Regions from separate parts of the Mus musculus genome. Here region 1 is linked to region 2. Evidence: chromatin loops called from intact Hi-C (ENCODE). Cell type or tissue: heart. All regions are shown on one strand.

Region 1 (8,000 bases), 320 kb before region 2:
GACAGGATCAAACTCCTGATCCCAGACTTCAGCTATCAGACAAAAGAAAGCAGAAATAGAAATCTGTCTTCTTAGGAATAAAACCAATCTTAAATTATTTGTTGTACTATTGAGAACATTTAAATTAAAAAATTGGAAGTTAAACTTATTCAATTTGCCTTAGAAAGACCTGGATGCTGTGGTCACTTTTACTCAGTTAAAAAAAGAAAATGTTCTCTTAGGTTCTTCAAGCCTCCACAAACAAAAGTTTCATAACAGAAAACAATGCCTCACTATAAAGTTTAGATCATTGCTATTGGGTTTAAAGATATTTTTTTCTTATTTTCTTGGTAAGTAGGGTACATATTAGAAAGAAAAAGAGTACCTTTAAAATGATTCAATTGTAAAATTACAAAACCTAAATTTAAAATGTACTAGTCAGCTGATTTTCCGGGCCACTTTATAAATGGTTGCTTTCTACTTCTCAACTAAAAGTTAATCATGATTCCCCTTCCTTCTGTACAATTATGAGTTACAATCCTATTACTGTATATATACAATTGGTTAAATAGAGGATAGTTTTAAATATTAAGTTTCTATACATCATTTTCTTTTAGTATTTATACAATTATTTTCAACATGTAATTTTAAGATTTAATATATATGATAAATATAAAATTTATAACCTCATTAATAATCATGTTAGGTTGAAGTGACATTTTAAAAAATTAACCCACTGGGAAAAAATCTGCAAAATCCTAAGTATGAAATATTACAGATGATAACTTAGATGGAACAGATATCTAAAAGGGGGCCTGAAGGGCTGGAAAGATTGCTCAGCAGTTAAAAACACAGGCTGCTCCTCTAGAGAGCCCTGGGTTCAATACCCAGCACCCACTTGATGCTCACTCAGTTACTATAACTCTAGTTCCAGAAGATCTGAGGTCCTCTTCTGACTTCCAAAGGGACCTGACATACATGTGGCACACATCTAGCACACATATATGGCAAGTATATATACATGGTAGGCAAATACTCATAAAATTCTTATAATAATTTTAAAATATGTCCCATGTGGTGGCTCATGAGACAGAAACAAAAGATCTATGTGGGTTTGAGGCCAATGAAGTCTACATAGGAAGTTCCAGGCCAGGGTTACATAGTAAGATTCTGCCTCAGAAAATAATTGGTCAGCTCTGAAATCACAATACAGGTAACACTCAACAGACTAAACAATTTGTATTTATATATTCATGTGTGACTAAAAAGAGGGAATGGAGAGAGGAAAAGTAATTATATTTTAATTTCAAAATGTTTTAAGTGGAAAATAAAATACTAAAAGATGACCTGAGGATAATTTTAGAGCCAGTATCTCTTTCCCTAGGTTAATTTTTTGTTCTGAGACTGAAGAAATGGCTTAGAGAGCACTGCTAAAGAGCACTGCTCTCCAGAAGGACCCGGGTTCAATTCCCAGCACCCACATGTGAACTCACAACTGTGTGTAACTCCAAGATCTGACACCCTTATACAAACATACATGAAGCCACAACACTAATGCACACAAAAATAAAAAAATAATAAAATTTTTAAAGTATTTTTTCTGTTCTCACTCCCTCTAGCAAAATCCTTACCATTTACGAACACAGAACACAGCTTATGCTTGTTTTAGCTTCCAGCACAGGAAACTATTGACTACAGACCTAGTCTGCCTTGAACTTTACTGTGCACAGCAACCATCTACAGAGCTTGTTTATCAAGCAGTTCCCAGACTTAACCTAATCTGGTGATGCTGAGAGCAGCGAGGCTGAGGCACTGGCTAGTGGGCAAGCCTACTGGTGAGGCTGCAGTACTTCATTAAGCCTCACACCACACAGGAACACCAATCCATTCAAGTTCATCTAGATTTCAGGAACAGCCTGTTCTGTACATAATACAGATGTACTCCCCTTTCTCTTTAATGGTGTACATTACACCCAGAGAGTGTATTATTCCTAATTAAAAATGTCACTGGAAATAATACTTTTCTTCTATCCTTTGCCAAAAACAGTATATAACTTCAAAACACATACTGGACTTTCATTTAGAAAATAAGGTAGAGGACCAAGCAACATGCACAAATTTTATTCAACCCCTTCAAAAACTTAAGTTTCTGTCAATCAAAATCTCACCAATTTCTCACTCTTGTCAGTAAAATCATCTATAAATATAGGAGAAAAACCTTAGAAAAGCAACCATACAAGAGAAGGCTTCTGTGTCTTTAAACACAGCTGTAAGTGCTACTGGCATCCTAACAGACTTTAAACTATCTCAGAATAAAATTTAGACAGTGGGCTGGGCGTGGTGGGAAATGCCATTCATCCTAGCACTTGGGAGACAGAGTAGGTAGATCTCTTTGAGTGGGAGGTCAGTTTGGTAGACACAAGTTTCAGGACAGCCAAGGTTACATAGTAAGATCTTGTCTTTGAAAAAACAATACAATGAATGAATAAATGAGAAAGAGAGTGACAAAGACAGAGAGGAGGGAAGAAGGGAAGAGAGGAGGGAGGGAGGCAAGAAAGAAGGGTTGGAGGGAGGGAGGGAGGGAGGGAGGGAGGGAGGGAACTTTCTAACTGAATTAAGAAAGATAATATTGTTTTAAAATTTATGATTCATTTATGGTTAGTGGTCACTTACAGAAATGAATTAGAGTTTCTAAAGTTGTTTTTGTAATTTAGTAATTTAAGAAGGCCATAGTGTAACATAAATACTTTCTGTTGTTGTTGTTTGAGACAAGTTATCTTAATTACATGGCCCTGACTGTCCTGGAACTAGCTAGACTGGGCTGGCCTTGAACTCATAGACCAGCATCTACTTGCTAAATAGAATTAATACTAAGAAAAACATAAATTTATAAGAAATTTGGCAGAAGCCAGGCGATGGTGGCGCACGCCTTTAATCCTAGCACTTGGGAGGCAAAGGCAGGCGGATTTCTGAGTTCAAGGCCAGCCTGGTCTACAGAGTGCGTTCCATGACAGCCAGGGCTATACAGAGAAACCCTGTCTCGAAAAAAGCAAAAAAAAAAAAAAAAAAAAAAAGAAAGAAAGAAAGAAAAGAAATTTGGCAGAAGAATGCCAAAACTGGATTAATACAAGATAACTATTAAAGGGGGAAAGTCAGGGAAGGACTTGGTTTTAAAGTACAAGGACCGAAGTTCCACCCAAGAGCCACATAAAAAAGAAAGGCATGGTGGCCTGTACATATAATTCCAGAGCTGAGGAGGTGTGGACAGGCAAATCCCTGGGGCTGTCTGGCCACAGTTAGCCTATTGAGTAAGCTCCAGTTTCAGGGAGAGACCCTGCTGCAAAGGACAAGGTGATGACACCCGAGGAACGAAGGCAGATCCAGGGTGACCTCTGGCTTCACCCACACCCGCACCTACACACACACACTAATAAATAAATGTACAAAGAACAAAAACAAAGTATTTTCTTTGTGAAACTACAGGCAAGAATACATTTCTGTATAGAGACATACCTTTGGGAGTGTACATGCCTTGTTGCATAGAGCCTCCAGGTTCAAAAATGGGAGCCCTAAAGTCCGCTACAGCAGATAAAACTGATTCAAAGCTATAACTTCCAGGAATAATGCCACTTTTGGGGTTGGGATTTTCTGGGATATAATGTATGTGTCAAGAAAACAAACAATATTAATGACTAGCACCAGCATCAACGTCTACAAATTACTCAGTTCAAATTCATTTTACCAAAATAGAAAATGACTGGCTGTAATGTATAATGTTGGCCACAAGAGGGTGACATAACAGTTCAGTATGAACCTTATTGTGGTTTTAAATATATGAGCCAAATAAATTATATGATGAGGTGGCCCTAAGTATACTTTCCCCAAAATAAATTGATCGAATTCCATTAAATGAAAGGAAAACAATTTCCATTATGTCCATTTTCATCACTGTATAAATATACTGTACCCTTGTTCAGAAAACCAGAAAGAATATACAAAAACCCAGCACAGATGTGTAGGAGTAAAGACTACTTTTCTAAAAGCAAAATTTCTAAAAGCAAATAAAAACAAGTGGGTTCACACAAAGGGAAAGCACCAAGCCACAAATACTCTGTCCTAGTTCATATTAAGGCATGTAATTCTTAAACTAAATCAAATTTTAGAAAATGTTTTTGCTAGCTGTTTGAAGAAATAGTCAAAGGAGGCTGAGGATGGGTTTAACCCGTATCACTGCGATGCGGTTGGGGCTTGCTACCACGCAGTACTGAACTGATGCTACAAAATCTTCAAGTCGTTAAGAAAACAAATATTTTCTAAATGATACCGACATACTAAATTTTGTTAGATATTTTCACCATACACTAACACTAAGATTTTAAGGTTTCATTACCTTGCCACTATGATCAGCCTATAATGGCAGTATTTGGCAGGCAGAAGCAGGAGGATTAAGCCAAGTTCAAGGCCGGTCCACACTGTAAGTTCCAGACCAAGCAGGGCTATACAGCGAGATCCTACCTCAAAAATGTCTGCATAAAAAAAAAATTAATGTATTTAAGGGGGCGGGGCTGGATAGATAGTCCAGTGGGTAAAAGCAGTGACAGCTCTTGCAGAAGACCTAAGTTTGGTTCCCAATACCCACACAGTGATTCATAACCATCAAATCCAGTTCCAGGGGTTACAACGCCTTCTTCTAACCTCTGCCAGGACCAGGCATGTATGTGGTGCACATAACATGCATGCATACAAATACCCATACATGTAAAATAAATACTTTTTTAATTTTTAAAAAAAAAACTACTACTGAATATTCAGCTCTATCTCAGGGACCATACCTCCAGTAGGTAGAGGATAATCCATAAACTTGAAAATTCTTTAAGACTGAGTCTAACAAAAATTTTGGGAATATTTAAACCCCTAATAGTGGTAATTATAAAGACTCTAAGCTCTATGTACTCCAGCCTCGCTACATAAGGAAAAATGACAGGGGTCCCATTTACAAAATGCCCAGCTTCCTCTCCCTAATGCTGCTATGAGAGGCGCAGGTCCTATGTGTCCAGAACGGTCAACCCTGAAGTCTAAGAAAATCTTCCTGAGAGACAGTGAGAGACGGCCAAGCACACAACCTGCCCTGAACACATCCCTCAGCAAACAACTTATCCTACACATTTGCAAGTTGAAAAAAATATCTTTTAAATTGAGATATTTTTAATCTACAAACGTAATTAACACAAGCACAAAATGACACTTTGAAAGGATATGAGGTCAAGCAAAGAGCTATGTGTCCTGTCGTTCATACACAGCTGGGCCACCATCTCTGCCCTGAGAATGTCATCGTCAGACATCCCTAAAATTATAAAAACACAATTAACCTGGAGAGAGACATTATAAAGAAATCACCACATGTTTTATTAAGATGTTCTACAAAATGTGAAGTGTCTTAAGAGTGAAAACCGCGAATTGACAGCAGAGTCTCTGCCTTTATACTGTAGCTCCTGTAAGCAAAGGATTTTCTGAAGACTATTCTAAACCTAAAACTATTAGTTGTACGTGTCAAGATTTTAAAAATACATTCAAACACCGGGCAGTGGTGGCGCATGCCTTAAATCCCAGCACTCGGGAGGCAGAGGCAGGAGGATTTCTGAGTTCAAGGCCAGCCTGGTCTACAGAGTGAGTTCCAGGACAGCCAGGGCTACACAGAGAAACCCTGTCTCGAAAACAACAACAACAAAAGTACACTCAAATATATCCACATCCTTTTTCTTTTTCAATAAACAAGGTACTAGCAGGGGGCTGGGGGGAAGAGAAAGAAACAGTACTAATGACAGTATTTATTAGTAGATTACCTAGGTGTAAACGAAGACTCAAAAGAATCACGAGGAACGTGAGAGCACCCTCTAGCATCGACCGCTCGTGCTCCACATCGAGCACCATGTTGTGGTGCTGTGAAGCCATGGTCAGTAAGTCCACCACCTTAAATCTACAAGAGGGGATAGCGCAAATACATTTTTAGAAAATAAAGCAAAACTGAGTTAAATTCCATATACTTCCTACCTGTCTGTCTTAATAAGCATACACTTACCTTTCAAAGACAGATGATATAAAGTAGTCTGGGTCAAGTCTAGAAGCACAGACCTTTAAAAGACACAAGCAAAGTTTTATCTCTCACATTCAGCTTTGCTTTGTATTAGTCTTGCTTTTAGATTTTTCTGTATCTTCTTCTACTTCCACAAGCCATGAGCCACACAAAAAGAAAGACTCAAAGACTAGTAAAAGATATTAATAATAACTGTGGAGAGTGAATTCCAAATAATAGAAAACTTACTTAGGAACAAAGCCCCACACAAGCATCCACCCACTTTACCTAACTGCCACACAATTATAGCATTTCCCCAGCCCTTAATGAATCTAAGGCTGAGCATAGCACAATGAGGTACAGCCCCTATGCCACAAAGCCTGACAGAACTATTTAGAGTTCTTCCTCTGTTCTCTCTTGCCTTTCCTACAGAAACTCTCAAAACGAGTGTTAGCCGGGTGCTAGCCGGGGCTTTCTCCTGGCTCCTGTTTCTGCTTCCTGACTAAAATTTGACTAAAACCATATGGCCGTGGCCCATATGCTACAGCACCCTTCCCCTGGGAAATAGAAGTACTACATTCTTTCTCGTGAGCTGACGTCTCCCATGCCCACTGTCACCTCTGAAATTAAGATACCATGCACACCGAGACACTCCCAAAGCGCAGCAGCTGGCTCACCTGTAGTAAGTAAATGTCTGGGTCAATCATGGAGTTACAGAAATGAGACTGGACATAGGTCATGGCTTGTCCTTTGATTTGCAGACCATTTCTTACCCACATGTTACTGTGAATTTCAGCAAGACTAGCCTAATGAAAAGATGAATTAGAAAATATATCATCTAAATTCAATAAAATCATATTGTATTAAGCAATCATTTAAATATTTTTACTTAATCATAATATGAGCTAAGCATTCTGCTCAGCATTAGATACTCAATTTAAATATACTTGTTTGTTTGTTTGTTTGTTTGAGTAACTTCTTGCTTTTCCAGTGCCCCAGTTCCTTAATATCCACTTGGATGGAGGCTTGTATTTTATTTAACAAATGCCTAGACCTTAATCTAGGCTTGTTCCCAGACTAGCTTGTAACTCAATTATCCCATCTATGTCCTGCTACATGGCTGGTTATCTCTCCTCGGTTTTATATGCCCGACTTCCTCTGAGTCTGGATGGCAAATCTTTTTTTTTTTTTTTTTTTGTTTTTTGTTTGGTTTTTCAAAACAGGGTTTCTCTGTATAACCCTGGCTGTCCTGGAACTCAAACTCAGAAATCTGCCTGCCTCTGCCTCCCAAATGCTGGGATTAAAGGCGTGCACCACCACTGCCCAGCTAAATATACATTTTTTTGCTTTTGTTTTTAGGACAGGGCCTCAATATGGAGAGATAGAGATAGATCCTAGACTGATGACAAAAACCACTATGCACCTCAAATTGGCCTCTGTACCACTAATATAGGTTTATGTTTAAAAAAATATCCAAACTAATGACTATATTTCATATAGGTCTCTTCTTCAAAGTGTATAAAGGAGCTAGTTTTCCACTATGGCTTCTGGATATATTTATAAAAACTTCAATGAAATCTTTTTGGAAAATGCAGTGCTTCCTTTTCATTCTATTTTTCCTTCAATCCCAGCCCTACCAAAAACAAAAACCATACATAATGTTTAAAAGAAGTGAGCATAAAGCAAGTCTAATTGGTCAAAGTCTTTAATTCAACCTAATCAACATTCAACCTAGAAAACCCATCTTACAAATAAGTGGAAATAAAATTTTAAAAAAATCAGACTAGAGAAATTGTTCTTTCTCTATCAGAATTTAATTCTATCAAAAATCGGATTAGAGAAATCATTCTTACTCTATTAGAATTTAATTCTTTATGTCCAGCATTAACTAAAATTACAGGAGAATGAGTTAACCCAGAAATCCTATTCCAAATGTTTTAGAAGCCTT
Region 2 (8,000 bases):
TAAGGCAGTCAGTAAGAAGCCAGAGCCCATTTTTGTCCATGGAGACAGTCAGGCTACTGAGAAAATATTCATTCCAGTGGAAGATCAATGTAACGGTTACTGTGAGCTAAAAACAAAAATAAAAACAGAAACAAACAAAATTTTCTTCCCTGACCTCAGTGCAGCAAACTCCAGAAGGTTGGACTCAATCTTGAATTAATATAATATATGAGATTTACTTTTACAAAAAAAGAAAGAAAGAAAGAAAGAGATCCACACACACATGTGCACATATACACATGATCCATATACAGTATATGCATGGCTTTATACATGCACATGTATGTATGTACACATTTACATATGTATAATGTATATAGGTATGTGTGTGCTGTGACTCAAACACAGGTCCTTCCATGTGCTAGGCAAGAACACATAGAAATGAAACCCCTTCCAGGATTTCTAGTGGCAGCTGAAAGAGTCTCACATGTGGTCACCAAAAACCAAACTGATCCTCACACAAATAGGGATAAACTTTTTTTCTTTTTTAAGATTTATTTATTTATTATATGTAAGTACACTGTAGCTGCCTTCAGACACTCCAGAAGAGGGCGCCAGATCTCGTTACGGATGGTTGTGAGCCACCATGTGGTTCCTGGGAATTGAACTCAGGACCTTTGGAAAAGCAGTCAGTGCTCTTAACCGCTGAGCCATCTCTCCAGCACCAACTTGTTGTCTTCTAAGAGTCAGATCTGCTGTGCTGCGCACTTTGGGCCTCTCCTCCACCTTAGCTTGTGACGGCAAAATGCCTCTTGATCATTCACAAGCAAGCCTTCTATCACATCTGACTTCAGAACTGTACTCTGGGCAGTTGTGAATAGCACAGTGTGGAGCTGGGAATTGAACTTAGTCCTCTGGGAGAGCAGCAAGTGCTTATTTGCTGAGCCATCTGTCCAGCCCTGCTTGCTCGATTTTATTCTACTAAACTGGTAAAAGTGAGAGCAGGTTTGATGTTTTTGTTCCTGCAGGTAGGGGGGAAATGGTTGTTTCTCAAGAACAGTTAGAGAGGGCTGGAGAGATGGCTCAGTGGTTAAGAGTACTGACTGTTCTTCCAGAGGTCCTGAGTTCAATTCCCAGCAACCACATGGTAGCTCACAGCTATCTGTAAAGGGATCTGACGCCCTCTGTAAAGGGATCTGATGCCCTCTTCTGGTGTGTCTGAAGACAGCGATAGTGTACTCACATACATAAAATAAATAGATCTTACAGCAGTGAGAACAAGGAGGCTGGAGAGATGGCTCAGTGATTACAACTGCTGCTATTCCAGAGGACCTGAGTTTGATTCCCAGCACCACATAGAGTGGCATCACTATGATCTGTAGCTCCAGTTCCAGATCTGATGCCTTCTTCTAGCCTCTGAGAGCACCAGGCATTCACGTGGTGCACAGAGATGAAAGCAAATATTCATACACATAAAATAAAGTTAAGGAATAAGAAGTCCTTTATGGTATGAGATTATACATGAAACAAACCAAAACTGTTTGTATGCTTATTTCTGGGTTTTTGCTTATACCTCGTGGAGCCCAAGAGGAAGAGTCATGGTCAGGTAGATGATGCAAAGATGGTTGTGTGCTGCTCCCCTTAGCAATAGTAGACAGACATAACTCCCAGCAGCACCAGGACACAGGGCTGTTATGTGGTTTCCCACACTAAGTAACTATAAGAAGCTGTTCAGCAGCAGAAAGTTCTCAGCCAACCTCCTGCTTTGTAGTCGGGCTTGCGAAGCCAATGCTTATGTGCTCTTGTCTTACATAGGGTTCTATTGCTGTGAAGAGACACTGTGACCAAGGCAACTCTTATAAAGGAAAGCATTCCACTGGGGCTTGGCTTATGGTTTCAGAGGTTTAGTCCATTATCATCATGGTGGGGAAACATGGCAGCCTCAAGCCAGACATGGCGCTGGAGAAGGAGCTGAGAGCTCTACACCTGGATCCACAGGCAGCAGAAGTGAATGCCACACTAGACCTGGCTTGAGCATACAGGAGATCTCGAAGCCCACCCCACAGCGACACACTTCCTTCAACCAGGCCACACCTACTCTAACAAGGCCACACCTCATAATAGTGCCACACCCTGTGGGCCAAGCATTTAAGCACATGTGTCTTAGGGGCCAAACCTATTCAAACCACCACAGCTTGGAACCATCTTGCTAACCCTGTTTGTTTGTTTTTAGAGACATGCATCAGTATTTATTGCAGGCTAGCCTTGCTGTCTCAGCTCAAATGATCCTCCTTGTAATTGGTCCTTCCAAGTAGCTGGGACTACAGGTGCCTATGCCTTGGCTACAAATTATGTCAATATTATCTCTATTTAAAAACCCACACAACCCCTAGGAGAAAAATATAGTGCTCTTCTGCCGATTAAAAGGATAACTGGGAGGTTGGCAATAGCCTTTAATCCCAGCATTGGGGAGGCAGAGGCAGGGGAATCTCTTGAGTTTGAGGCTAGCCTGGTCACTGGCCAGAGTGAGTTCCAGGAAAGCCAGGGCTTCCAGGACAGCCAGGGCTACACAAACAAAAACTGTCTCAAACACACACACACACACACACACACACACACACACACACACAAACAAAAAATGGGGATTCGGGGGGGGGGGGGTATCGTATTGGGGAAATACACTTGCTGCCAAGGCTGATAATCTAAGTTTGATATAGATAACCCAAATGGTAGAAGGGCCAACAACTAAAAATTACCCCATGCCAGCCAGAAGAGCAAGCTCTCCCCCACAAACAAAGAAACTTTTTTTTTTTTAACAAAAGTTTTTTAAAGGGAGAGGGGGCACACTGGCTGGCTCAGTGAGGAAGACCACTGGAGTTCTTCCGGAGGATCAGGGTTTGGCACCAAGCACCCACATGGTGGCTAACAACCGTCAACTCCAGTTTTAGAGAAACAAATGCCCTCTTGTGGCCTCATCAGGCATTGCATGCACATGGTCCACAGCCATGCCTGAAGGCAAAGATAACCATACAAATAAAAATAAATTTAAAGGGAGGTTAATTAATTCAAAACTTTAAGGAGCCGGGCGTGGTGGTGCACGCCTTTAATCCCAGCACTCAGGAGGCAGAGGCAGGCGGATTTCTGAGTTCAAGGCCAGCCTGGTCTACAGAGTGAGTTCCAGGACAGCCAGGGCTACACAGAGAAACCCTGTCTCGAAACTCCCCCTCCCCCCAAAAAACCCCACAAAACTTTAAGGAAACACTCTTTTTGACACTTCCTTCTCACACCATGAGCAGGACTTAGTTCTTTTAAGAGGACTTTGTGGGTTGGCAAAATAAGTACGAAAAAATGTGCTTACCTTGAAGCCAGCCCTTCTGAAAAGTTGGGAAGTACTCACAAACAGGTGCCAACTCCACAGAGTTGTCCTCTGACACAGGGGCAACACACACACACACACACACATTTTTATATGCATGAGTGTTTTCCCAGCATGTACATTTTTATAACACGTTTGAAGTTCTGGATGATTGTGAGCCACTGTGTGGATACTGAGAATCAAAATCAGCTCCTCGGCAATAGCAACAAGAGCTCTTAACCTCAACGCCAATTCTCCAGGCTCTCCCCTCCCCCCTCCACACCCCCTCCCCCACCCCCGCCACCCCAAATGCTAATTTTAAAGGGGGAAAAAAAGACACAGGAAAAAAACAAAACAAAAGAAAACAAAACAAAAAAACAACAGGAAGGGTGGCGGGGGAGGAGCGTCGTTGAAGTTTTTCTCTAGGACAATAGTGACACCGTGTGGCCAGTTCTTAGGACAGCAGTTACGAAGCGGAGTGAGTGTTGATTATACACTGGAATGCAAAAATCACTGTTAACTACATCAAGCAGACTTCAGATAGAATTCAGAGAGTTTATGGAGACCTAGCATTTGTGAGGACTATGCCGGTTCTTTTACAGATGTCTTTATTATATTGTTCTGTATTTTCTCAGATGATCAGGGACTAAATTAATTCTGCTGTGTTTATATAGTAAAGCAATCCTGCAGTTGTAAGCAAATGTATGTTAGTGTATTCTAGGGAAATTGGTTTTAAATATTCATTCATTCATTCATTCATTCATTCACTCATTCATTCACTCATTCATTCATTCAAAGATGGGCTCCCACTCCAGTCAGGCTGCCTTTGGATTCATTATATAGCCCATTTGTAATTCTCCTGCCTCATCCTGCCCAGTAATAAGATTACAGGCACGAGCCTCCACCTAGTTGACAGACCCCTTGCTTTGCTAACCTGCTTCCCATAGGGACTACACAACACATTCTGGCATGCAGAGGGACTGACTTTGTCCTAGCTTTAATAGTCCACCCCACCCCCTTTGGTAGTTGCCATTTCTTCAAATACAGTTTATTCACTCAGTTAAAATAATAACTTTAAAAGATGAAAGTAGCATTGAGGTGCAGTGTGCACACCTGTAGTACCAGCACTGCGAAGTGGAGGCAGGAGAACCCTGAATTCAGGCCATCCTTATGAAAGAGGAAATAGAGACAAAGAAAGTGAGAACTAGAATCATCCTCCCAGAGCACAGCACATGGAGGCAGCAGAATCCGAAATTCAAGGTCATCCTCAGACACACAGGGAGTTTGAAGACAACCTGGGCTGTGTGAGACCTGTCTAAAACAGACAGACAGACAGACAGACAGACAGACAGACAGACAGACACATTAAAGAGAACACAAGCACCTAACCAGGGTAAATTTTTTCTATTCATCCACTAGACATTTTAGTAAATACATTGTTACTGTGAATGTGTGCTTGGTGATGTGTGGTCAAATGTGCCACAGTGGGTGTGCAAAGATCAGGGACAGCTTTGTGGAGTTGGTTTTCTCCTTCTGCCTTTATGTGGGTTCCAGGGATTGAACTCCGGTTGCCAGATGGAGCAGCAATAACCTTCTGAGCCATCTCACTGTCTGCATCTCTCCTTCCCCGTGGCTGGTGAGACGGCATAAAGCAGCATCCTGGACGCTTCTTTGGAACTATGTTTGACGTCCATGATGATTGGGAAGTGCTCAGTATATAAACATGCCTGGTAATGAACCGCAGGGAGCTGGAGACACACATGAGGCCAGGGTGATTTACAGCATCGTTTATAAAGCAGGATACAGGAATTGAGTTGGTTGAGACCTTAGAGGTTAAGTAGACCAGTCTCCTACTCAGGAAGTAATCCTGCCAACAATAATCTTGACATGCGGTTATTTAACATCTGCTGGAACAATCTCAGTGATTCCCAGGAGTAGAAAGCTCCCTGCCTCTCTAGGCACGTCATTCCCAACTCGAATGATCCCAGAGTCTTTCTTCAGTGATTTGAGGTCTGTCTTCTTGCAGCTAGGGGTTTTTCTCAGGCTGCCTCAGTAAACTAGTGGGCACCTTTCCTAACTTAGTAGATAGGTTACTGTGTAAATTTCTCTCCCCTCCAGGCTAAATGTACCCAGGCTTAGCATCCCCTAACCGTTTTTTGGTCACTTCCTTGGCTACTTCTCATTTTGTCAATGTCCCAGTAAAACGGATGTGATGGACACAGTCTTTGTTATGGTTTTTGTTCTTGCTTTTCTTGATATCGAGTCTCCTGCAGCTGAGGCTCACCTTGGAGTTTGGACCCTTCTGCCTCCGCCACCCAAGTGCTGGGATTGCAGGGATGTTCGCCAATGTCCTGTTTATGTGATGCTGGGGTAGAATTCAGGGCTTTGTGTGAGCTGGGTAAGCATTGTAGAAACAGCCTTACATGAAATCTCATTACTTTAGTGTGTGGAAGGCTTGTGATTGTGTGTGGATTTTAGATTCCTGTTAATGCTGCTTAAGTCATTTGGTGGTTACACAACTCCCTTTCCATATATTTATTTTTAAAGAATCGACGCACAGTAAACATGACTATTTTTGAGAAAGAGTCTCACTATGTAACTCAGGCTGGCTTACATACCTCACATTGGCTGAGAATTTGCCATCCTTCTCAACTTCTAGGGTGCTGGAATTACAGACATGTACTAGCACACCCAGTTAACGTTGACATTTTTTTAAATGTGTGGTTGTAAAAGACACATATGTAAGTTGGATGGTGGTGGCACACACATTTAATCCCAGCACTTGGGAGGCAGAAGCAGGCAGATATCTGAATTTGAGGCCAGCCTGGTCTACAAAGTGAGTTCCAGGACAGCCAGGGCTACACAGAAAAAAACCCTGTCAAGAATCCAATAAACAAATGGACAAATAAATAAATAAAATTAATAATAAAAAGACACATAACCAGTACCACAACCAGGAGCCTCCCTGCTCCTATACCACTATAGTCAACCTCCTGTGGTCCCTGGCTCCTGGAATCATTGGTTTATTTACTGTAGAGTTTTGTCTGCTAAAAAATGTCATATGAGGTGGGTGATGTAGTTCAGTCATAGGGCATTGGCATAGGATGTGCGAAGTCTTGAATCCACCAGTCCTGGGGCCCCATGAGTCCATTATTTCTGGGTCTTATAGATTTTCCATTACATAAGCACAATTACATTGGTGCTTGTCTCCAATCTATCTTCAATCTCTTGATGTCTGGGAGGCAAGGTAGGAGGCTGAGGTAAGAGGGCTGTCAAGTTTGAGGCCAGCCTTGTGCTACATAATGAGACCCCGCACAAAAAATAATTAAAAACCCCTTGTAAGATGGTTTATGTAAAAGACCTGTAAGTTTATTCATTTGTTAAGTTTTATTAAATGTCTAGTATATGCCCTGGAGATATGGACTTGAATAAGGCCAAGCATCCTGCTACAGATCAGGATAACAATGTGGCCCCTTGGGAAATTGGGGAAAGAAGATTGCTGTGAGTTCGAGGCCAGCCCGGGCTATATAACATGGCCCTACCTCAGAACACAACATCACAATGTGCTTGGGTGTGACTCTTCAATCATTGGCCTGTTCCCCTAAACAAACTGGGTATGACCCGTATTTGTGATGTTGACGGTGATGTTCTATTTCACATGTCTTCATTTTGCGTACCAGGCTATCATGATAGAGTTTGGCACATGGTTTTCTACCCTTGCACACCAATGACTTCCAATGTGTTGGTGGAGACAGCCTGGCAGAGAACTGGTCAAGCGTGTTCTAAGTTAACACCAGTTCTCTCCTAAGTTTTAATACTAACCAACTGTTGAGGCTGCTGAGATGGCTCAGTGGTTAAGAGCACTGACCTCTCTTTTGTAGGGATCCAGGTTCAATCCCCAACTCCCCACAGAGCAGCTCACAGCTGCCTGTAACTCTAGTTCCAGGGGAATCTGAAGCCCCCTTCTGGCCTCCAGGGTTACTACATGCAAATAATGCCTGGGCATACATGCAGGCAAACCATCCTTATACACAGAATAAAAATAAATAAATCTTTAAATAAAAAAGAAAGCATTTGATCGCACTTACAGTTTCAGAGGGTTAGAGCCCATGATGGTGGAGCAAAAGTGTGGTGGCAGGGATAGCTGAGAGCTCACATCTGGATCTGCAAAAAGGCAGAGAGGACAGGAGGGATGGTACAAGCCTCAAATCCTGCCACCACAGGACACACTTCCTCCAGCAAGGCCACACCCCCTAATCCTTCCCAAACAATTCCACCAACTGAGGACCAAATTTCCAAACGTTTGAGTTGACGGAGGCCACTCTTGTTTAAACCACCATAAGGCCTCATAACGTTACCCTGGGTGGCCTGGAACTCTATGTAGGCCAGGCAGGGCTCCAACTTTTGAAAATCCTGCTTCTGCATCCTAAGTGCTGAGACCCTAGGCATGTGCCACCATGTCTGGCCTGGCACTACACCTATTTTCGGAGCTTAATGTTCACTAGGTGACAGAATCTAGAATCCCGTTTTTCCACTTTCAGAAACTCAAGCTATTTGTTTACTTTTTAATCTTTACTCACTACCAACTTAAACTTCATCCGACCGGTTCCACCAGTTTCCAGCTTCTCTCTCTTCTGTTGTCCATGTACTCTCCATTTTTAGACCT

The links. A loop is a pair of places that touch in the nucleus more often than their neighbours do. Peaks named below come from ENCODE experiments on the same cell type or tissue, not always from the same donor. Only the 100,000 strongest peaks of a DNase experiment are listed, where the experiment ranks them.
Region 1: it touches region 2 in a loop (9-fold over the local background); 9 of 42 quality-filtered maps call a loop at or near these places.

What each region holds. Positions count from the first base shown.
Region 1 is chr2:69,951,599-69,959,598 of GRCm38, reverse strand. It overlaps Ubr3 (ubiquitin protein ligase E3 component n-recognin 3), which reads right to left. Exons shown (of 39, transcript NM_177783.6): 14 at 6,730-6,858; 15 at 6,059-6,111; 16 at 5,823-5,956; 17 at 5,238-5,323; 18 at 3,493-3,634; 19 at 1-32. Among named protein-coding and RNA genes, the nearest start is that of Ubr3, 58 kb to the right of the region's middle. In heart, a CTCF peak has its summit at 3,754 (motif pointing right); no DNase peak of the experiment used is centred here.
Region 2 is chr2:69,630,948-69,638,947 of GRCm38, reverse strand. No RefSeq gene overlaps it. Among named protein-coding and RNA genes, the nearest start is that of Bbs5, 12 kb to the left of the region's middle. In heart, CTCF peaks have their summits at 595 (motif pointing right), 2,943 (motif pointing left), 3,798 (motif pointing left) and 7,308 (motif pointing left); no DNase peak of the experiment used is centred here; H3K4me3 peaks cover 611 bases; H3K27ac peaks cover 642 bases; H3K27me3 peaks cover 254 bases.